2 separate regions of the Homo sapiens genome follow, and region 2 is linked to region 1. Evidence: read pairs that join two places in POLR2A ChIA-PET (ENCODE). Cell type or tissue: OCI-LY7. All regions are shown on one strand. Links, peaks and the distances in the headings refer to the core of each region. The heading gives the core; the rest is flanking DNA.

What was found. ChIA-PET counts read pairs that join two places held together with the same protein. Peaks named below come from ENCODE experiments on the same cell type or tissue, not always from the same donor. Only the 100,000 strongest peaks of a DNase experiment are listed, where the experiment ranks them.
Region 2: POLR2A ChIA-PET joins it to region 1 with 6 read pairs; 12 of 35 experiments call an interaction of 5 or more read pairs at or near these places.

The regions. Positions count from the first base shown.
Region 1 is chr7:106,080,650-106,091,765 of GRCh38, reverse strand. SYPL1 (synaptophysin like 1) reads left to right here. Exons shown (of 5, transcript NM_182715.4): 5 at 1-1,261. Among named protein-coding and RNA genes, the nearest start is that of SYPL1, 26 kb to the left of the region's middle. RefSeq lists an enhancer at 10,704-11,116. In OCI-LY7, for the core only: no CTCF peak of the experiment used is centred there; DNase peaks (open chromatin) are centred at 1,635 and 1,975; H3K4me3 peaks cover 1,874 bases; H3K27ac peaks cover 2,847 bases.
Region 2 is chr7:106,137,143-106,148,258 of GRCh38, reverse strand. No RefSeq gene overlaps it. Among named protein-coding and RNA genes, the nearest start is that of SYPL1, 30 kb to the right of the region's middle. In OCI-LY7, for the core only: CTCF peaks have their summits at 3,868 and 4,067 (motif pointing left); a DNase peak (open chromatin) is centred at 4,088.

The DNA.
Region 1 (11,116 bases), core at 45-5,044:
CTATGACATGTTGCCAACACCTTGAGAAGCATTATTTGTTTCTAATAAAAGTAATGGCTTTGTCAATATATTGGTGGGTTTAAAACTTTGCTGCTTTTTTACATAAAGCCTGTGCCTTTCCTAGAAAGTTAAGATGTAAATGTATTCTCACATGTAAATTTGAAAGTTCAGGGGTCTATTATGAAATGATACACATTTTTAAATGAACCATAATTTTTTTCACTAAGCTGTTTGCCTTCCAAAGTGTTTACACCTTAAGCCTTAACATGTATCTTCATTCAGAAAACAGTTATATTGTCATACCATAGTAGGAAGAAAAACCTTTATTTGGAATATACACTACTGTAAGTTTGTACAGATCATATACCTACCACCTGTCTTTGCTTAAAGAGCCTTGATTACATAAATATGTAGGAAAAAACATATTGAGTTCAAAATTTATATCTAACATTGTTTATGTTATGATTTTTTTTTAATTGCAAAGACTAGGTGTATATTTTTTTCTGTTTTTCTAAATGACCCGTGGTACTTAATAGGTGTACTAAAATTGTGTTGGGAGCAGGGATTTGGAAATTTCTGAGAGATGTGTAGTTAATTTAGTAATTCTGTTTCATGAGATATGATCTGTTATGCTAGTGGTTTAATAGGCTTGCTATGTAAGTAGAACGTGGCTCAACTAGATATCTTTATATGTATGGGCATTACTCTTAGTGATATTTGTTTCCTGTCCTTTGTTGCTCATGCTGTTTAAGTGCAGGCTGAGACCCAGCCTCTTTGTAAGTACAGTAAAATAATCCACCGTTTTTTACAGACCCTAGTCAAAGGGTTAAAAAAATTAAGATTGCTTTCCATGTTTGAAATTTACCATTGAGAGTCAATGAAGTTGCTATTTTGAGTTTAGCATTGATATTGTGAAAATAAGTGCAATTTGGATTTCATGTTTCTTAATATTCATTCTTGTTTCACAAATGAATGATTAAGGAATTATGCATCATAAAGGAACCTAAGTGAGGTATATGATGAGTGTATTGTCTTTGCACACACATATAGGTATATTCTGAATACAAGCTTATTCACATTTTGCTTCCTAATCTTTTTGTTGTACAGGGATTCAGGTTTCTTATTCTTACAACATGATTGTTTATATGTGAAGCACATCTTGCTGTTGCCTTATTTTTGATGCTTTTATTCATGACAAGAATTGTCAATATAAGAATGTATATCTTTTTTGCAACCAATTTAATAAAGGAGTTGAAAGAAAGAGTGCACTGATTGTTAATATTACAAAGAAACCTTCATCTTAAAGGCATTGAGCAGTGCAAAACAGAACTGATTTTCAAAGCAGGAAATAGAATCACAGTTTTAATGTTTGGCAAGGAATAAAACAGACAGAAATGCTTTGGAGACTATGGTTCTATCCTTTTTTCTTCCGACCTCATTTAGAAAATACTTATTTGCAACTCTTAGATTGTTTTCCTGATATACCTTTTCTCATTAATTGTCTAATTAACTAGCAAAGATTCCTGCTTAAGAGTGTGTGCTCTGCAACCGAACTGCCTAGATTTGAATCTTGTCTACACCACTTACTAGCTGTTTAACTGTAGGCAAATTGCCCTCTGTGTGCCTCAGTTTGCTTATGTGGAAGTCGGAAATAAAGTAAGTAGTTCCCTCCTGTTTACTGGGGATATGTTTCAAGACCCCCTGGGATGCCTGAAACCAAGTGTAGTACCAAGCCCTATGTGAACTGTCTTTTTTCCTATCCATACATGCACCTATAATAAAGTTTATCAATTGAGCACAGTAAGAGATTAACAAGGACTAATAATGAAGTGGCACAATTAAAACCATACTGTAGTAAAAGTTATGTGAATATGGTCTCTCAGAATATCTTACTGTACTGTACTACGGGGAACTGAAACTAAGAATAGTTAAACCACTTTCCTGATCTCAGTGTGTTTATGATTTAAAAGTGAATTAACAAATGTAAAGCCCTTAGAACAGTGTTCCGCATTTAGTAGGCACTCTATAAATGTTAGCTACGATTACTAACTTTTGATAGCATCTGATATAGAGATTCTTAAACTAGGAATTCATGGGGCTGGAGCCGTTAGGGTGGTGGTTTTGGACAAAGAGAGGATTGGCGTCAGGCTTTCAAGCTTGTCCCTTTACAATCCTTAAAGAGTTCTGGATCTTTTGGTGTGTTTTATTTTTCTGTTGGTTGACATTCATAAGGTTAATGAGATCAAAATTTAAAACTTAAAAGTATTGAGATTAAAGTAGATCTTAAAAGGACTTCTATTGCCTTTTCCCTTTGTGCTTTTGAATCAACATTACAAGGTTAACCCATTTATAGGATAATTTCCAGGAGAGAAGCAATAAAAGCTTTACTTACTAGGTGTTAGGTTGTAGAGAATTATTTATAAAAAAGATGAGCATTACTAATGTTTTAGTGAACAGAGGTCAGTTGAATAGATGTTTAACCTACTGTAAATGTTAAAGGCAATATTGCTTATGTTTCACATTTAAAATTTTTTCATATAGTATTTCAGATTAATAGGTAAGTATACAAAATAATATTTAACAAATGCTTTATTTGCATCAGATGTTTGTTTGTTGAGACAGGGTCTTACTCTGTCACCCAAGCTAGAATGCAGTGGCGCCATCTCAGCTCCCTGTTAACCTCCACCTGCCAGGCTCCAGTGATCCTCCCACCTTGGCCTTCTCAGTATCTGGGACTACAGGCACGTGTCACCATGCTTGGTAATTGAAAACATTTTTTGTAAAGACGAGTTCTCACTATATTACCCAGGCTGGTCTCAAACTCATGGGCGCAAGCAGTCCTCCTGCGTCAGCCTCCCAAGTGCTGGGATTACAGGTGTGAGCCACCTCACCCAGCGTTGCATCAGATTTTTTTTTTTTTTTTTTTTTTTGAGATGGAGTTTCACTCTTGTTGCCCTGGCTGGAGTGCAATGGCGCGATTTCAGCTCACTGCAACCCCCACCTCCCGGGTTCAAGTGATTCTCCTGCCTCAGCCTCCCAAGTAGCTAGGATTACAGGTGCTCGCCACCATGCCGGGCTAATTTTTTTATTTTTAGTGGAGATGGGGTTTCACCATGTAGGCCAGGCTGGTCTCAAACTCTTGACCTCAGGCGCTCCACCCACCTCGGCCTCCCGAAGTGCTGGGATTACAGGCATGAGCCATCGCACCTGGCTTTGCATCAGATTTTTTTTAAAGGAAATAAAACATTACAGATAAAGCCTTTTCCTTACTGAGGTAAAGTTACATTTTTCCTACCTTTCACTATTAAAAATAGCACACAAATATTCTTCTGCAGTGTGTGAAGGCTTCTCTAAGACCTATCACTAGAAATGGGAACTATTGGAATGTGAGATGTTCATGTTTTCCATTGTAACCTAGGTATTCCAAATTGTTCAGCAAAATGTCTGTAACAAGTTAGTCTCCCACCAGCAATAAGTAAGATTTCCTCTTGCTCCATATTGCCAATAACTTGATGTTTTTGGACTATTGCCAATCTGATAAGTTTGAAATTGTGTCTTTGATGCTTTAAAATTTATGTTACTCTGATTGCTATTTAGGTTGGTGGTCCTTTCCTGTATTTATTGGCCATTTGGTTTCCACCACCCTGTACTGCCTATTCATATCCTTTGCAAATTTTTCTGTTTGGTGCTTTTTCCTGCTGAATTGACGTGCTCTTTATGTATTCTTGGTATTAACCTCTTGACATTTATAGAGGTTGCAAATATCTTCTCTCTGTTCCTGGCTTGCATTTTCACTTTGTGATTTTTGTCATATAAAAGTTCTTTATGGCCGGGGTCGGTGGCTCACACCTGTGATCCCAACACTTTGGGAGGCCGAGGCAGGCGGACCACCAGGTCAAGAGATGGAGACCATCCTGGCCAACATGGTGAAACTCCGTCTCTACTAAAAATACAAAAATTAGCTGAGCATGGTGGTGTGTGCCTGTAGTCACAGCTACTTGGGAGGCTGAGGCAGGAGAATCGCTTGAGTCCAGGAGGCAGAGGTTGCAGTGAGCCGAGATCGTGCCACTGCCCTCCAGCCTGGTGGCAGAGCAAGACTCTGTCTCCAAAAAAAATAAAATAAAAAAACAAACTTTATTTTAATATTAATGTAAGTATCTTCTTCACCGTTGGTGCATTTTGCTGTATTAAGAAATCCTCAATGTCATAAAGATATTAACCTTTTTTCTTCTGAATATGGTTTTTCACTTTTTAGTCGTTAAGCAGTTTGGGATTATATTTTTGTACGTTCATGGTGTCTACTTCAATTTTTATAATTTTCAATACTCCTATCCAATTTTCATAGTACCACCTTTATTTAAAAGTTTATCTTGCCATGCACAGTGGCTCTCATCTGTAATCCCAGCACTTTGGGAGGCTGAGACAGGTGGATCACTTGAGGCCAGGGGTTTGATACCAGCCTAACCAACATGGGAAACCCCGTCTCTACTAAAAATACAAAAATTAGCCAGGTGTGGTGGTAGGCACCTGTAATCCCGGCTACTCAGGAGGCTAAGGCAGAAGAATCGCTTGAACCTGGGAGGCGGAGGTTGCAATGAGCTAAGATGGCACCACTGCACTCCAACCTGGGTGACAGAGCTCAAAAAAAAAATTTATTCACCTCTGTCATATGTCAGATTTCCATATTATTTGTAGTTCTTTCTGTATGCTCTTTACCACTACCATATCTAGCCCCACTCTTTATTAAATATAGCTTTACAGTAAGAATTACTCTCTGATAGGATAAGCACCAGAGCACCATCATTATTCAGGTTATTCACAATTGTCTTGGCTATCTTGAAGCCCTATACTCTCATGAATTTTTGGATCAGCTTGTGAAGTTCCTAAAAACCTTCATAGGATTTCATTTGAAAAGAACTGCATTGAGTTTATAAGATCAATTTGAGGAGAATGGTCATATTTGTAATACCAGTAATACCAATAAATACAAAGCCTTTTGTATTTTGTATTTATGAACATGGTATATCTCTCCATTTATATCTTTTATGCCCTTCAGTAAAGTTTTGTAATTGTCAACATAAAGATTTAAGATTCACATCTGTCTTGTAGTTTTTGCGGCTCTTATACAAAGTAACATATATTCTTCCCCCAAGCCCATATAATAAGTTGGAGTAGTGTTTTCCCTTATTCAATACTCTGAAATAATTGGAATTTTTCATTCCTTGAATATTTCATAGAACTCACCAGTAATACTATTGGGGCCTAGAATTCTCTGTGGGAAGATTATTTTTAAATTACTGATTCAGCCAGGTACCATGACTCACACCTGTAATCCCAACATTTTGGGAGGTTGAGGCAAGAGGATCACTTGAGGTTAGGGGTTCAAGATCAGTCTGAGTAACAAAGCAAGACTCCGTCTCTACAAAAAATAAAATAAATTAGTCAGGCATGGTGGCACATGACTCTAGTCCTAGCTACTAAGGAGACTGAGGTGGGAGGATCACTCGAACACAAAAGGTCAAAACTGCAGTGAGCTATGATCTCGGCACTGCACTCCAGCCTGGGTGACAAAGTGAGGCGCTGTCTCAAAAAAAAAAAAGAAATTACTGATTCAGTCTTGCTTTTGATTATAGAACTATTCAAGTTTTTTATTCTCCTTCATTCAGTTGTATTTTACCAGGAATTTTTCCATTTCATCTGAATTTCCAAATTTATTAATATGAAGTTGATCATAGCCTGTTGATTATATGCCTAATGTCTACACCAACTGCATTTACGTTCCTTCTTTCATTCCTATTATTTTTGTGCCTTCCTTTTTTCCATCCATATTGTCAGAGGTTTGTCAGTTTGATCTCTTTTCAAATGATCAAGTCTGTCTTTATTGATCCTTGCTCTTTTATGTTTGTTTTATTTCTCTTAATTTCTACTCTTGTCATCATTAGCTCTTTTCTTCTGCTTTCTTTGGGTCTGTTTTGCTGCTTTTTTTCCTAACTCAAGATGGTACTTAGCTCATTAGTTTTTTCATTGGCTTCAAGCCTCTTTTCCTCTAATACACACATGTGAGATTTTAAATTTTCTACAAACTACTACTTTAGCTTTATCCCACAAGTTTTTGATATGCAGTATTTTGATCATAGTTCTAAATACATTCAAATTTCCCATAATTCTTTGATGTACTAGTTATTTAGTAATATGTTTCCAAACATATGGAATTTTCTTTTTTTTTTATTGACTACTGAGGTAATCACATTGTGGTTTCTGCAATAATCAGACCCTTGAAATTTGCTGAAACTTGCTTTCTGACCTAGTTGATGGTCAAAAGTTTTAACTTTTTCATGTGCTTAAAAATATGTATCTGTTGAGTGTGATGTACTGTTTGCCTTGTATATCAGCTTATTCTATCCTTTAAATTTATATGTTAACCAAAGCACATGTAAAATAAGGAAACAGTATATTGAAAATGAAAAAAAAAAAAAAGATACATTAAGCAAAACAGGTTTACCTGTTTGGGATTTGCTCAGTTCTTGAATCTGTAGGTTTATGTCTTTTGCCAAATTTAAGGAGTTTTCAGCCATTATTTCTTCCAGTACTTTTTTGGCCCCACCCTACCCTATTTCTCCTCTCTCAGACTCAAATGATGTGAAAGTTAGATTTTTTTGTTGTTTTTGTTATAGTAATACAGGTTTAACAGTCCATTTTATCTCTAGAAATTGGGTAATTTATTTTTTCCCCCACAGGCCAAAGCTAAGATTTTTTTTTCTTTTTTTTTTTTTGAAACAGAGTCTCACTCTGTTACCCAAGCTGGAGTGCTGCAGTGCAGTGGTGCAGTCTTGGCTCACTGCAACCTCCACCTCCCAGGTTCAAACAGTTCTTATGTCTCAGCCTCCCAAGTAGCTCTAGGGACTACAGGGACGCACCACCATGCCCAGCTAATTTTTGTATTTTTAGTAGAGAGGGGTTTCGCCGGGTTGGCCAGGCTGGTTTCGAACTCCTGGCCTCAAGTGACCTGCCCACCTCAGCCTCCCAAAGTGTTGGGATTACAGGTGTGAGCCAGCGTGCCTGGCCAGAATTGGATAATTTTTCTTCTCTCTCTTCCAATTTACTGAGCTGTCGTCTGTGTCTTCTGTTCTGCTGTTGAGACTATCCTTTGAATTTTGGGTTTTTGTATTTTTCATTTCTAAAATTTGGTTCTCCTTTTATTTACTGAGACTTTTTATTCGCTGAGACTACTTTTTCGTTTGCTTCAAGCCTGTTTATGATTGCTTGTTGGAGCATTTTTGTTTTGTTTTGTTTTGTTTTGAGATGGAGTCTCACTCTGTCTCCAGGCTGGAGTGCAGTGGCACAATCTTGGCCCACTGCAACCTCCACCTCCCAGGTTCAAGCAATTCTCCTGCCTCAGCCTCCCGAGTAGCTGGGACTACAGGCGCATGCCACCATGCCCAGCTAATTTTTGTATTTTTAGTAGAGACGGGGTTTCACCACGTTGGCCAGGATGGTCTCGATCTCTTGACCTTGTGATCCACCTGCCTCGGCCTCCCAAAGTGCTGGGATTACAGGCGTGAGCCCATTGTTGAAGCACTTTTATATGACTGCTTCAGAAGCTTTATCAGATGATTCTAATATCTCTGTCATCTCAGTGTTGTTATCCACTGTCTTTTTTCCTTTGTTGGAGATCTAACTGGTTCTTGGTATGAAGAGTGATTTTCGATAGGAACCTGAGCATTTCGGGTACTATATTTTGAGACTCTGGGTCTTTCTATGCCTTCTGTTTTGCAGGCTTTTTCTGACATCACTCCAGCAGAGAGAAAGAGGGAGGGCCACCTCATTAGAGCCTCCATGGGTGGAGGTGTTCATTTGGCCTTTGCTGGTGTGGGTGTGGGTGGAACCATAGTTTTTTCCTGTGGTGCTGGGCTAGGGTAGAGTCGTTATTTCCTAAAAGTTTTCTGTCTTGCTAGGTTGCCTTTTTCCTTGTCCTTTAGCTAGGAAGAGCCAACTTTTGTTGGGACTTTATTTTTTTTTTTCTGTCTGCATTATTGCTGTTCACATGTTGCCAGTTTCTTCAGCTCCAAGTCTGGGATTTATAAGGCAAAAGGAAAATCCAGACAACTCACCACTATGTTGTTTCTTGGGTTCCAAGGTCCCTAGCCAGTCTCCCTTCATCTCCGCCTTTCAGAGACATCTTAGGTTTGTTTTCTATTAAGTTTTTACTTGCACTTAATAGGAAAAATAAGGAAAGTGCATCTAATCCAACCTTTGGGAAGCTGAAGTTGAAGCTCCCTTTTATTTTTTCAATTGCCAAACTACATTTTTAGTCAGCCAGGTGGAGGGAAGACTTAGTAGAGAAAATGCACTGTTACCTCAATCTCAGCCATTGTTTTCTTCCTTCTTAGCACAATGGATCCGAAGTGTAGTAGCTGTAGGATCTGAAGTGTAGTAAGTTTGAGAGTGGGAGTAAAATCCACGCTAGTCCCAAAGGAGAAGTACATCTGGACTCTAAATTCAGTTTCCCCCCTCACTGTACCATGTTGCTTCTTATAATAGATGTTTTTTGGTTCGGTTGTTTTTTTTTTTTTTTTTTGAGACAGTCTCACTTTGTTGCCCAAGCTTGAGTGCAGTGGTGCAATCTCAGCTCACTGCAACCTCCACCTCCCGGGTTCAAGCGATTCTCCTGCCTCAGCCTCCTGAGTAGCTGGGATTACAGGCACATGCCATCATGCCCGGCTAATTTTTTGTATTTTTAGTAGAGATGGGGTTTCACCGTGTTAGCCAGGATGGTCTTGATCTCCTGACCTCATGATCTGCCCACCTCAGCCTCCCAAAGTGCTGGGATTTGGTTGGGATTATTAAAACAGGTTCTATAAACTTATAAAGCAGTGAGGAATGCATTTGGTTGCAAATAACAGAAAAATTTGGTTTAAACAGAGGTTTATCTGTATCATACAGCTATTTTAGTGAACTAAATATGGCCTGAGAAGACTCCTATATTTGAGTCCTTGTGGACGAACTGTAACCTAGCTTAATAGGCAGACAAGATCAGAAACCTAACTTAGGAGTATGCGCCTGTAACAGTCACTGAGTCTTGGCCAATCCCGGCGGCCATACTTCAACCACTCACATACTGCTGAGTGTTCAAACTGTGTTCAAATAAAGCAAATGCCAACCTGCAACCAAACCAGCTTTTCTGTACCTCACCTCCCTTTTTTTGTCTATAAATCTTCCACCACGTGGCTGCGCTCGAGTCTCCGTGAATCTGCTGTGATTCTGGGGGCTGCCCGATTCGCAAATCGTTCATTAGTCATTAAACTCCTTTAAATTTAATTCGGCTGAAGTTTTTATTTTATCACAGCCAAATGCTTCACCCCTTCGAAAAAATTAATGAGTAAGCAAACCCCATGTATTTATACTACACACACTGTCAAACACTTCGGAGAGATTAAGTAAGATAAGGAGTGAGAATCAACCATCGCCTTTGACATTGTAGAGGTTATTGTCCTTGACAAGGGCTATTTCAGCGGAATTCTGGGAACAACAGTACTTCATTACAGTAGTCCAACAGAGTAATTTGTAGGTGAGAGAGTGAAAACTAGCAGGTATGGATGATTCTTTTGAGGTGTTCTGCTATAAAGGGGAGCAGAGAATTGGAATAGCTGAAAGAAGATGTGAGATCGAGGGACGCATTTTTGTGTACTTAAGACTTAAGCTATGACAGTGTGTTTTTAACCTGAGAAGATTGATTCATTTTAAAATAGAAAAAAAAAATGCTGATACAAGAAGGAGAGGCAGGGTGATTGCAGAGCCAACTCCTTAAGAAGGTGCCCAAGAGGAAAGGTTGATCTTGGCGAGAGCACACACAATCCATTCATTGTATTGGGAGGGAAACACAAAAGTTTAAAGGAAGATTTGTTTGTAGATTGTATGGTGATTAGACTAAGGAAGTTCTCTCTACACTTGTTTTCTCAGTGAAATAAGCAAGTTCATCACTTAAGAATGAGTAGCGACGCAGTGCAGACATTTGATTGAAGGGGAGGCCATATTCATAGAATGTGTAAAAATGAAATAACATTGTACTGACGATCCTAGCCAACACAACAGAACAAGAAAAAAAGTAAATATTAGAAAGCTAATATTAGAAACTAAACTGTTATCAGCACATACTATGTGTCCAGATAGAAAACCCAAAATAATCTACCACTAACCACTAGAATTAGTTTAGAAAGATACCCGAATAGGCCGGGTGAGGTGGCTCACATCTGTACCCGAATAGGCCGGGTGAGGTGGCTCACATCTGTAATCCCAACACTTTGGGAGGCTGAGTTGGGCAGATGATGAGGTCAGGAGCTCGAGACCAGCCCGGGCAACAAAGTGAAACTCCGTCTCTACTAAAAATACAAAAAAATTAACAGGGCCTGGTGGCGGGTGCCCATAATCCCAGCTACTTGGGAGGCTGAGGCAAGGAGAATCACTTGAACCTGGGAAGTGGAGGTTGCAGTGAGCCGAGATCGCACCACTGCACTCCAGCCTGGGCAACAGTGTCAGACTCTGTGTCAAAAAAAAAAAAAAAAAAAAAAAGGAAAGATTCCTGAATACAAGATCAATATATAAAAACTGTTTTTATACAAGAACAACAGTTATAAAATATAACTTAAAAAATATATATCATCTGAAGTAAAAAAAAAGGATTAGGAAGCTAGAGATAAAAATAAAATGTGCAAAATTATTACTAAGAAAACTGTGAAACTCTCTTGTCTGATCTACAGATTCAATTGAATTCCAATCAAATTTCTACAGTTTTTGGGAAATCTTAATAAGCTGATTCTAAAATTGTTATGGAAGAGCAAAAATAGCTCCCCAAATAGCCAAGGCACTCCTAGAGAAGGTGATAGAGGGATCTGCCTTACTAAATCGTGATACTTACTATGAAGCTATTGTACAATGTTGTGAAGGGGTTCCATGGATTGGGCCTCACATAGTTGCAGGAACTGGGGAGGACGCCCATGGAAGGTGGTTGCCTCTGCATTTGGAGATGGATCTGAAGTCACAGTAGACCAGCAAGACCAGGAGTCAGGAAGCAAAGCTGAACATGAAATGAGAGAACAAACTAGAATCTGTGAGGGCA
Region 2 (11,116 bases), core at 2,202-7,201, 54 kb before region 1:
AGGATCGCTTGAGCCCAGGAGATGGAGGTTGTAATGAGCTGAGAGCATGCCACTGCACTCCAGCCTGGGTGACAGGAGTGAAATTAAAAAAAAAAAAAAAAAGTAAAAAGGCAAACCACAGAGTGGGACAAGCCATTTTCAACACATGTATAAGATAAAGAACTCCTGCAAATCAACAGGAAAAAGACACATAGCAAACAGAACAATAGGCAAGAGACTTGAGCAGGCACCTCAAGAGAGAAGAATTCCAAATGGCCAGAAAATGCATGAAAAGGTGCTCAATCTCATTACAAATCCAACAGATGGGGCTGGGCGTGGTGGCTCACGCCTGTAATTCTAGCACTCTGGGAGGCCAAGGCAGGTGGATCACGACTTCATGAGTTCAAGTCCAGCCTGGCCAACACAGTGAAACCCCATCTCTACTAAAAATACAAAAATTAGCTGGGCATGGTGGCAGCCACCTGTAATCCCAGCTGCTCAGGAGGCTGAGGCAGGAGAATCACTTGAACCCAGGAGGCAGAGACTGCAGTGAGCTGAGATCACACCATTGCACTCCAACCTGGGCGACAAGAACAAAACTCCATCTCAAAAAAAAAAAAGAAAAAGAAAAAAAACAAATCCAACAGATGCACATTAAAGCCACACTGAGATTTATCTAAAGAAGCCTTTAGACCCAACTCCCAGCTTATAGAGAAGAACGAGTGAGACACCATGAGAAAACATCAGACAAATGCAGAACATCTCTTGAACCCAGGAGGCAGAGGTTGCAGTGAGCCAAGATCGCACCACTGCACTCCAGCCTGGGCGACAGTGCAAGACTCCATCTCAAAAAAACAAACAAACAAAAAATTAGTTGGGCATGGTGGCATGTGCCTTTAGTCTTAGCTATTCAGGAGGCTGAGGTTGGAGGATTGCTTGAGCCCAGTTAAGCTGGTATTGTGCCACTGCACTCCGGCCTGGGCAATAGAGACCATATCTCAAAAAAAAAAAGAAATTTTTAATAAAAATTAGGCTAATGCAATAATGAAAATTAGGTTAGAAAATCTGTCTCTCTCTCACACACACACACACACACACAAACACACACTCACACACACAGATATAGCCGTGCACACCACCCAGAGTAGCTAACTTTACAGAATAGCATTCTCCAGTGTTGACAAAGATGTGGGGCATGGAGACCTCTCATGTACAGTTGCTGGGAGTATAAATCCACAGAATCACTTTGGCATCACCTAGCAAAGCCAACAGAACATACCCCACAACCCAGCAATTCTACTGCAGGGGGACAACCTACTGAAATATGCACAGGGAGGCAGGGACAAGAACACTCAGAGCAGATCTATCATGAAATCCCCAAATTGGTAACAAGTAAGTATGTGCAATGATATGAATTTGTGAAAACCTATTGATGCAATAAAATGCTACATGACAATGACAGAATAAGCTACAGCTATGTGCAAAAACCAGAATGAATCTCATAAACATCATGTTGGTGAATGAAGCCAGATATGAAGAACACATCCTGTATGGACCCATTTCTATAAATTTCAATAGCAGGTATAATCAAATAATAGTGGCCATGGACATATATGTCTGTAGTAAAATTTTAAAGAAAATCAAAGACATCAATGACCATAAAAGTAGAGGCAATGGGGGGCCAGTCACGGTGGCTCACACCTGTAATCCCAGCACTTTGGGAGGCTGAGGCAGGTGGATCACCTGAGGTCAGTAGTTCAAGATCAGCCTGACCAACGTGTTGAAACCCCGCCTCTACTAAAAATACAAAAAATTAGCCAGGCGTGGTGGCGGGTGCCTGTAATCTCAGCTACTCAGGAGGCTGAGGCAGGAGAATCACTTGAACCTGGGAGGCAGAGGTTGCAGTGAGCCGAGATCACACCATTGCACTCCAGCCTGGGTGACAAGAGCAAAACTCCATCCCAAAAAAAAAAAAAAAATCGAGGCAGTGGTTACCATTAAATGAGGGGACTGCAATTGAGAAGGGATAGGCAGGAGGGCTCCAGGGGTCTCACAAACTTCTGTTTCTTGACCTAATAAAGGGTTTACTTTATTTTAAAAAACATTAACTGTTCATTATGTTTAATATATTTTTTCTTTTCTTTTGAGACAGGGTCTCACTCTGTCACCCAGGCTGGAGTGCAGGGGCACAGTCTCAGTTCACTGCAGCCTCAACCTCCCCAGGCTAAGGTGATCCTCCCATCTCAGCCTCCTGAGTAGCTGGGACTACAGGTGCGTGCCACCACACCTGGCTAACGTTTTGATGTTTTGTTGAGATGGGGTCTCACTACGTGAACTCCTGAGCTCAAATGATCATCCTGCCTCAGCCCCCACAAAGTTCTGGGATTACAGGTATGAGCCACTACAACCAGCTAATATATACTTTTCTAAATGTGTTTTATAGCTCACATAAAGAAGATTAAAATAAATGTCCAAAACTGCCTGCAGAAAAAAATCTGGCCCCAAAACCCTCAGTGTTATCAGGCGGGCCTCCTTTCCACCATGTTTGTCTCGGGGAAGGAAGATGGCTTTTGAAATGAGACAGCAGGTTTCTGGGCTCTTCCAGAGAAAGCCTTTCTGTATTCGACCATGTTCACTGAGGAGGGACTGGTTGGTGGTCACTAGACTTTGAAGTTTGGTGGCCATTAAAAACAAGCAAATTATTTCTTTCTTTTTACGAATTTGCCCATGCTGCTGGTGAGGAAATTCTCACTCCCTCAGCCTGCAAGCCCCGTGAGGAAGGGTGGAAATCTCCCATATATTTTAATGCCCTAGAGATCAAGGGGGCCTCAGAGCGCAGTGGTCTTGCCTTGACACCGAGAATTTTAAGAGAAAGTGACTGGCTCTGGGGCACAGGATGAGAGAATGATAAATCTAGACCTCAAACCCAGGCTTAGGCCGGGTACGATGGCCCAAGCCTGTAGTCCCAGCTACTTGGGAGGCTGAAGTGGAGGATTGCTTAAGCCCACGAAGTCAAGGATGCATTAAGCTATGATCACATTACTGCACTCCAGCTGTGGGGACAGAAGACCCTACTCCAAAGTTTAAAAAAAAAAAAAAACCCAGGCCTGCTGTGTAATTTTGTGCATCTGTAAGGAAAGCTGATCTACTTCTTGTTCACTCTGAGCTTTTCCTTAATTTTTTCAGTCATCAGTAAGGAATTTGATGCAGTTGTGTTCAAACCAAAAACAAGGTGGGGTTTTCCTTTCCTCTCATGGGAAGATAAATTTTGAAGTAGGTGAGTACTGGTGTTGGCTCAGTGACTGAAGTGGGAAGAGCCGTGACTTCTGCAATTTTCATGGCCCCAAAGAGCCAGCATTAGGGTGTAATACCTTTGCACCAAGGACAAAAATGATAAAGTACAAATGAAGCACAACATGTCTGTCTCTGTTCCAGATGCACAATTCACTAAAGGACACGTTTCCAATAAAATCAGGGCTTATAGGGGCCAGGTGCGGTGGCTCATGCCTGTAATCCCAGCACTTTGGGAGGCCAAGGTGGGCAGATCACCTGAGGCCAGGAGTTCTAGACCAGCCTGACCAACATAGCAAAACCCTGTCTCTACCAAAAATACAAAAAATTAGCCGGGCATGGTGGCATGCACTTGTAGTCCCAGCTACTTGGGAAGCTGAGGCAGGAGAATCACTTGAACCCAGGAGGTGGAGGTTGCACTCCAGCCTAGGTGGCAGAGACTGTCTCAAAATCAGGGCTTGTAGGGTAGATGGCTGTTAGGTAAGGAACCAGCAGTCTCTGCCATTCTCACCAGTGAGAATCAGGACATCTCAGAGGAACTGTGGAAGTTTGTCACGTGGGACTGAAATCTGAATAAGGCCTAGGACCTGAGTTCTGAATAAAAATGAATACCACTCAAGCCCAAACTAATTGCTAGGAATTAAATATTTGGATTTTCATCTAGCGGCAGTTCCCAAAAGAAGGGTGCATGGATATGCAAAAACGCATGTGTCTACCAGGCTTGCATTAGCTGGAGTTGGGGATAGTCCTAACCAATGTACTCACATGTGCACACAAACATTTCAGCATGCATTCGCCCCGCCCCCTTGGGGATGTGCAGCAGCTGTGCAGCCCTGCAGTGGGGGAGGCCTGTGGCTGCTCTGTCACTTGTGCTGAGTAGCAGGCACATCACCTAGAGGTAGGTAGCAGAGGGGCCAGCTAGCAGAGAGGACACAGCTGACCCACGCCGTGTAAGGCATGGACTTCAGGTGACCAGGACCAGTTTCATCCACACTCACTTCTCTGCATCCTTGTGACCAGTGAATGAGCTTTCTAAGAAAGCTAGCCGGGATTAGGTGCTAATCCCCAGAAGGCAAGGCCAAGCTGAGCCTCATTAACACAAGGAGCTATGCGGCAAACTCTGGCCTAACTCCAGAGCAGAGGCAGCAGACAAGTCTTACCTTTTATTACCAACACACAGGGATCAATACTGCCTGTCTGGAGCAGGGTTCGGGCAACCTTTTGCTGTAAAGGTCGGGTAGTATTTGAGGTTTTGTGGACCATCTGCTCTCCATGGCAATTACTCAGCTCTGCCTTTATAGTGTGAAAAAAGGTATGGACAATACATAACCAAGTGAGTGTGGCTGTGTCTCAAAAACACTTTGTAGAAACAGGGGGCTGGCCAGGTATGGCCAATGGGCTGTAATTTGCCAACTCTTGGCCTAGAAACCACATGTCCACTTGTTGTAATGGAGGGTGAGGATGTCTCCAGGCCCACGGTGTTGAGTCAATTAGCCCTGCCTGCACAGGTTTTGTAAGGGGAGTACCAGGCTCTAGATCAGTGGTCTACAAAGTGGGCTATGCCTACCCCAGGATGTGTACCATGTAATCCATTGGCATACGGGAAAAAGCATTAAATTTCTGTTCATTTTAAAATCTGTTTTCATTTTAGACTATTGATCTTGTCTACCCTATCATGGGTCTGTAGATTTGGCAATGAGTCATGCCTTATATCTAACGTGCTAATGAGAAGTCAGGCTTATAAACCTCTGAAGAGGATCTCACAGCAGTTGTATCCTGGAATAGCAATATGCCCATTGCCACTCCCTGCTTGTCGGGTCTGAGATATGCAGGTATCTCAGGGATTCCCCTAAAAAGAGAGCAGTGGTCCCCGATTCCTCGAAGGCAGCTTCCTCAGGAACTATGGTGGACTTGCCACACTAAAGGAGTTTTGGATTCAAGGTTCTGTCTTGAATCTGATCAGTGGTTCAGCTATTGGTCAGAACACAAAGGGAACTACAACCACCCCCCAGCACACACCATTCATAAGAGCATTAATTAAGTTGTGCTTTCCCGATTTCTGGTGGTCTCTCTCTCCCTCAGTAGTTCAGGCCTGCCATATAAAGTAGACAGATTGTACATTGCACAAGAGTGCTGCGTCTAACGAGGCATCCTTCACACTGTAGACATGGTAGACTTATATGCCCTGTGATAACTTCCTGGTACATAGCAACGCGTCATTCTAACAAACTCAGTACATTATGACCATCTCTGACCAATAGATGTAAAGCACTTTGAGGGAAGTGTGTCTCCTTAATTCCAGAAGAACTATATGGGTTTGTAGTAGCCACAACTAGTAGGTGAAGGATAGAAAAGAAGAAAAATGCACAAAGTCCAACAGATTCAAACTCTTCCGGGGCAGGGATGTCTTGTGAATGCCTTTTACAGTGTTGAAGGACCTCTTCAGAGTGAGGCAGCATTTGAGTGTTCAATCATTAGCACAGACCCCCAAAAGCAAGGACTCAGAGGTAACCATCACCCGTCAGTCACCTCTACTGAGGACTGGAAGTGAAGAGAGAAAGGAAAAAAAATATTTTTCTCCCTCCCAGCTGTTCTTCCTCTTGTATAAAGGAGCTGGAAGAAGTCAAGCAAAGCAGCACAGATGTGTTTTAATGTTTACTCACATGGAAGCAAGTAACAAAATAAGAAAAATAAAACCATCATTCAAGAAGAGCCAGTTGTTTTGTAGCTTCCCACTATTTATTCTCCTTCTCCTGGTAACAGCTCTCCACTTTCCCTTTAGGAAATCAGTTCTGCCCCATGGTTCAAAATCTCTAGAACTGACAAAATACCCTGCCTTCTACCAGCCAAAGGGGTGGGCACACAACTTAAGCTAGGTCAGTTGCATTCTCTCTCTCCTCTCTGATAGTTAATTTTGTGTGTCAACTTGACTGGGTCACAGGGTGCCCACATATTTGGTCAAACATTCTGAGTGTTTCTGCGAGGGTGTTTTTGAAAGAGATTCACATTTTAATCAGTCAAGAAGATTGCCCTCCATAGTGAATGGTCCTCATCCAACTACTTGAAGCCTAAATAGAATTAAAAGACCAACCTTTCCTCTAAGTAAGGATAATTCTCTAGCAGACTGTCTTCATATGCAACATCAATTCTTCCTGTCTGATGGCCTTCAAATAGGAACATGGGTTCTGCTTGGGTCTCCAACCTGCCAGACTGGACTTGCCAGCCTCTGCAATCACACGAGCCAATTCCTTCTTTTACACACATGGGGAGAGGGGGAGGTAGAGGGGGAGAGGGGGAGAAGGGGGAGAGGGGGAGAAGGGGGAGAGGGGGAGAAGGGGGAGAGGGGGAGAAGGGGGAGGTAGAGGGGGAGAGGGGGAGAAGGGGAGAAGGGGAGAAGGGGGAGAGGGGGAGAAGGGGGAGAGGGGGAGAAGGGGGAGAGGGGGAGAAGGGGGAGAAGGGGGAGGTAGAGGGGGAGAGGGGGAGAAGGGGGAGGTAGAGGGGGAGAGGGGGAGAAGGGGAGAGGTGGAGATAGAGGGTTCTGTTTCTCTGGAGAACCCTGATTAATATACACTCACTCTCTCTGTCTGGATTTTGAAGCATGAGTGTAGACACTTAAAAATATAAAAATGTTTGGAAAGCAGTTATTCCAGCAGTGGTGTCCTGATGAGACTGTCAGGGACCTAGTTCCTGCTACCTAAGCCTCTCCAGAGATGCTCTCATTCTTTATCTTTTTCCAAAACTGGTTCACAATCTTCCTAACAATGCTTTGATCCACCCTATAACTTCTTTTAGTCCATGAATATTTACTGAGCGCTATGATCTGAATGTTGGTGTCCCTCTAAAATTTATAGAACTTAATCCCCAGTGTGATTGTATTAAGAGGTGGGACCTTTAGGAGGCCTCTTGAATGGGATTAGTGCCCTATAGAAAAGGTGTGAGGGAGCCTGCTGGCCCCTTCTGCCATGTGAGGACACACAGAAGGCACTAACTATGAGGAACGGGCTCTCATCAGATACCGAATCTGCTGGCAACTTGATCTTGAACATACCAGACTCCAGAACTGGGAGCAATAAATCTGTGTTGTTTATAAATTACCCAGTCTAAGGAATTTTGTTAACAGTCTGAGCGGACTAAGACAATGAGTACCTACTATATTCAAGGTACTGTTCTATTGAGGAAATACCAGTGAACAAGCTAGCCCTTGCTCTCATGGAACTTATTTTCTAAAAAGTCCTTTTCTGCCTAAGTAGATTAACCCTTCTTGAGAGTTTATTTCTGTTGCTTGCCACCAAAGAATCCCAGCAAATACTAACAATCTTCCCGCAGAGACTTCTAGCTCCGCCCCTTCCCTGGATCATCTTAGATAAGCCAGATGTCAGTCTTCAGAAGTCAGAAGATCCCTGGCTCGATGCAATTCTTGAGAGCCACTTCTTTATGATCACCCCATAAAAAACCCTGAGAACCCACCAGTGCACTTGTCTAATGTCCTAATGTTTGGATATAAATGACTCCACAGGAACATCTACATCAGAGGGGTTTCTCAACAGATGCCCTCCATCGAAACCATCTTTTCTCCTCTCCTGCTTAGAACCTGGGAAGATACCTTACAATGAGTATTACCTTGTTTATGCCTCATTATGACTTGTTTCAGGTTTAATCTTCTTCACCAGAGCCTTTTTAACGTCCTCCCCCAAAACCCAAAGGATTTATTCTGGGATTAGACAGGAGACAAGATCAGAGAAGCTGATCCAAACAGCCAGACATGGCTTTCTCATCAGGTAGCACCAGACAGTTATTTAACACAACTGAAACTCTATCTTGAAGCAAGTAAGCATGCTGTTTGGTTCACTGTGGGGGTGTCAGTGACTACGGCTGGGAATTGTCACAGTTTAGTTTAGCACTTCTGGCAAACTTTGGAGCCAGCTTGCATAATGCAGTGTCTAAAGAACATGATTCCAGTTGAACAGAGCATGTCTGTGGTTAAAAATAGAACTCTGTCACATAACAACTCATATATAAACCATGAGGCTGGGGGAGGAACAAAATTAAATAATAGTCACTGGGGGTTCTTGAACACCTGTCCCAGTCCCTCAGAGCATAAACTATCTGGGAATTGCCAGCACACTGAAGCCAACCCTGCCCTGAAATCAAATGGCAAAAATAAACAACCAAACTGACCCAGTTAAATCAGGAAACATGACCGCACCTTTAAGCAGGCCACCATTCAGGTGGCCTCTCCAGCCCAGGCCTCCTCAGGGATTTAGCTCTGAGTTCTGAAAAAATTAACTGCAGTAGATCCCATGACAGCCACTCTGGATTCACAGCAGGATTGAAAGCTGAGACTGCGTTAGGTCTGAATGCCACCCGCACGTTTGCATTTTCACTGCATGCACATGGATTATGCTTTGAACAGAATGCATGAAAAGTGGGCCCTGGCTCCTTCTAAACAGTTGTGGGAGTCTCATGACCCACTGCTCAGACTTGCAAAGAGCTAAGAATTAGAAACGAAATACTTGGGTTTCCCTGCCAGGAAACACTTTACAACAGTGTGTAGGTCTAACTGGAGAGGTTGCCCAATGACAGAGTGGAAATTTCATGGCTGGGTACATATAAAGCTAAGCCGTCAGAACAATTAATACTATAATATGCCACCAGAAAATAAAAAAGGGTATAGGGGACCAAAAAGAAAACGAGGCTACCTCCTTCCCCAACTCTGCCACTGACCCAGGCAAATTGCTCCTCCTCTCGGGGTCCCACTTCTCCTCTTTAAAAATCTATCTACAATGCCTGCTCCCTTCCAAACTCACCGAAATGTTGTAGTTTCACTCTTCACTTGTGTCACTTATTTGTTTCTGGTTCTGAAACGCTCGAGCAGTGATATGCTCTCTGCTTCACAGTCACCTGAAGAGTTTTTAAAAACTTCCCTACCTCAGCTGCACTCCTGGAGATTTCTGGGTGGGTCCCAGGCATGGGTGGATTTAAAAGCCCCCTCAGGTGATTCTAATGTGCCTCCAGGCCTGCGAACCAGAAGGCAGACTGGGAGAAGCACCGCCCCACTGCTTCCCCAGGGAGCGATGGAAGATGAAAGAGATGCAGATTCTCCCACCTGCTCCAATTCTTCCAGGGATTTCCTTTTATGGGGCTGGACAAATCGTCTCATTCCCAGATCTTTTCTCACCAACTTCCCCCCTCACCTCTGCCAGGTTCAATCAGCAAGGAAACTAGCTAAACATCTCTTAAAGGTGGTGAGGAACTGTTTGTTGCTTTTTAAAATTAATTTTAATATTTATTTTAAGTTCCGGGGTACATATGCAAGATGTGCATGTCTCTTACATAGGTAAACGTGTGCCATGGTAGTTTGCTGCACAGGTCAACCTATCACCTAGGTATTAAGCCCAGCATGCTTTAGCTATTCTTCCTGATGCTCTCCTTCCCCCTCTCATCTCCCTCTCCACAGGCCCCAGTGTGTGTTGTTCCCCTCCCTGTGTCCATGTGTTCTCATTGTTCAGCTCCCACTTATAAGTGAGAACATGCAGTCTTTGGTTTTCTGTTCCTGTGTTAGTTTGCTGAGGATAACAGCTTCCAGCTCCATCTATGTCCCTGCAGAGGACATGATCTCATTCCTTTTTATGGCTGCATAGTATTCCATGGTGTATATGTGCCACATTTTCTTTATCCAGTCTATCATTGATGAGCATTTGGGTTGATTCCATGTCTTTGCTATTGTGAATAGTGCTACAATGAACATAAACATGCATGTATGTTTGTAATAGAATGATTTCTATTCCTTTGAGTATATACTCAGTAATGGGATTGCTGGGTTAAGTAACATTTAAGTGTATTACGGCCTTTCCATCAAAGAAGTTTTATCTTTTAGGATTTACTTACTGCAGAAGCATTTGTAGCCAACGAGAGAGTCCTGATACTCTCAGTCTGTGTTCCCTGTCTGGAGCAGGCTGCTGCCTTCATAGGGTGTTTCCAGGAGCTTCCCGTACCCAGTTGGCGACCCTGAGCCCTCCACGTGCCTTATGATAGGTCATTGTTAGTTAGTAAGGGATGCCTTGGTGTTAAGCGCTGCCATCCTGCAATGAAATGCAAATGATTCAGGCCAGAGGATCTGTATGAAGTCCCCGATGCCTGAATGTGGGTGAATCCATCCAGCTTTTTTCCCAGTCCCCCAGTAGGCTCCATGTCCCTTCTGACTAATGCATCTGTTATCGTAGTGACTAAAAATATATTTTCCTCACCCATCCTAGGCTCATGGCTGAGGCCCCTCTAATAAAAGATAGATGAACAAGAGAAAAAAATATATAAATTTATTTAAATGTAAGTTTTATGGGTACGGGAGCCTTCATAAGGAAATGAAGACCTGAAGAAACAGTGAAACCTGTTTTTTATAGTAGGTTTCATGAAGAGTGGACAGTCATGGAGAAATATGAGAGGGAAAAGAGTATGATGTAATGGTAATAAGCCGGGGGAACTTAGGCAGGCCTGTTTGTTCAGATTTTTCTCTGTGTCCTATGTCCTCAGAGGTAAGGATGCTCTTTTCCTCCAGATGTGGGGAGGGCACTTCTCACATGAGCACCTGAAGACCTGCTGCAACGGAAAGTCAGAGAGGCCTTCCAGGTTTTAGGAACTGCCTCAGGAAAGAAGCCTGGACAAAGGTCACAGAGACCTTCCTGCTTATGTGTTTTTTTTCCAATTCCTTCAGCTTACACTGTTCAATATGCCGAGGTACCATATTTTGGGGTAGCATGTCTGCACCCCATCATTACTGTTTGTTTTGTTCCGTCAATCCTCATCTGCAGGTCAGTGGTGCTTCCCACTCTTACAAGTCCTGGAGAAC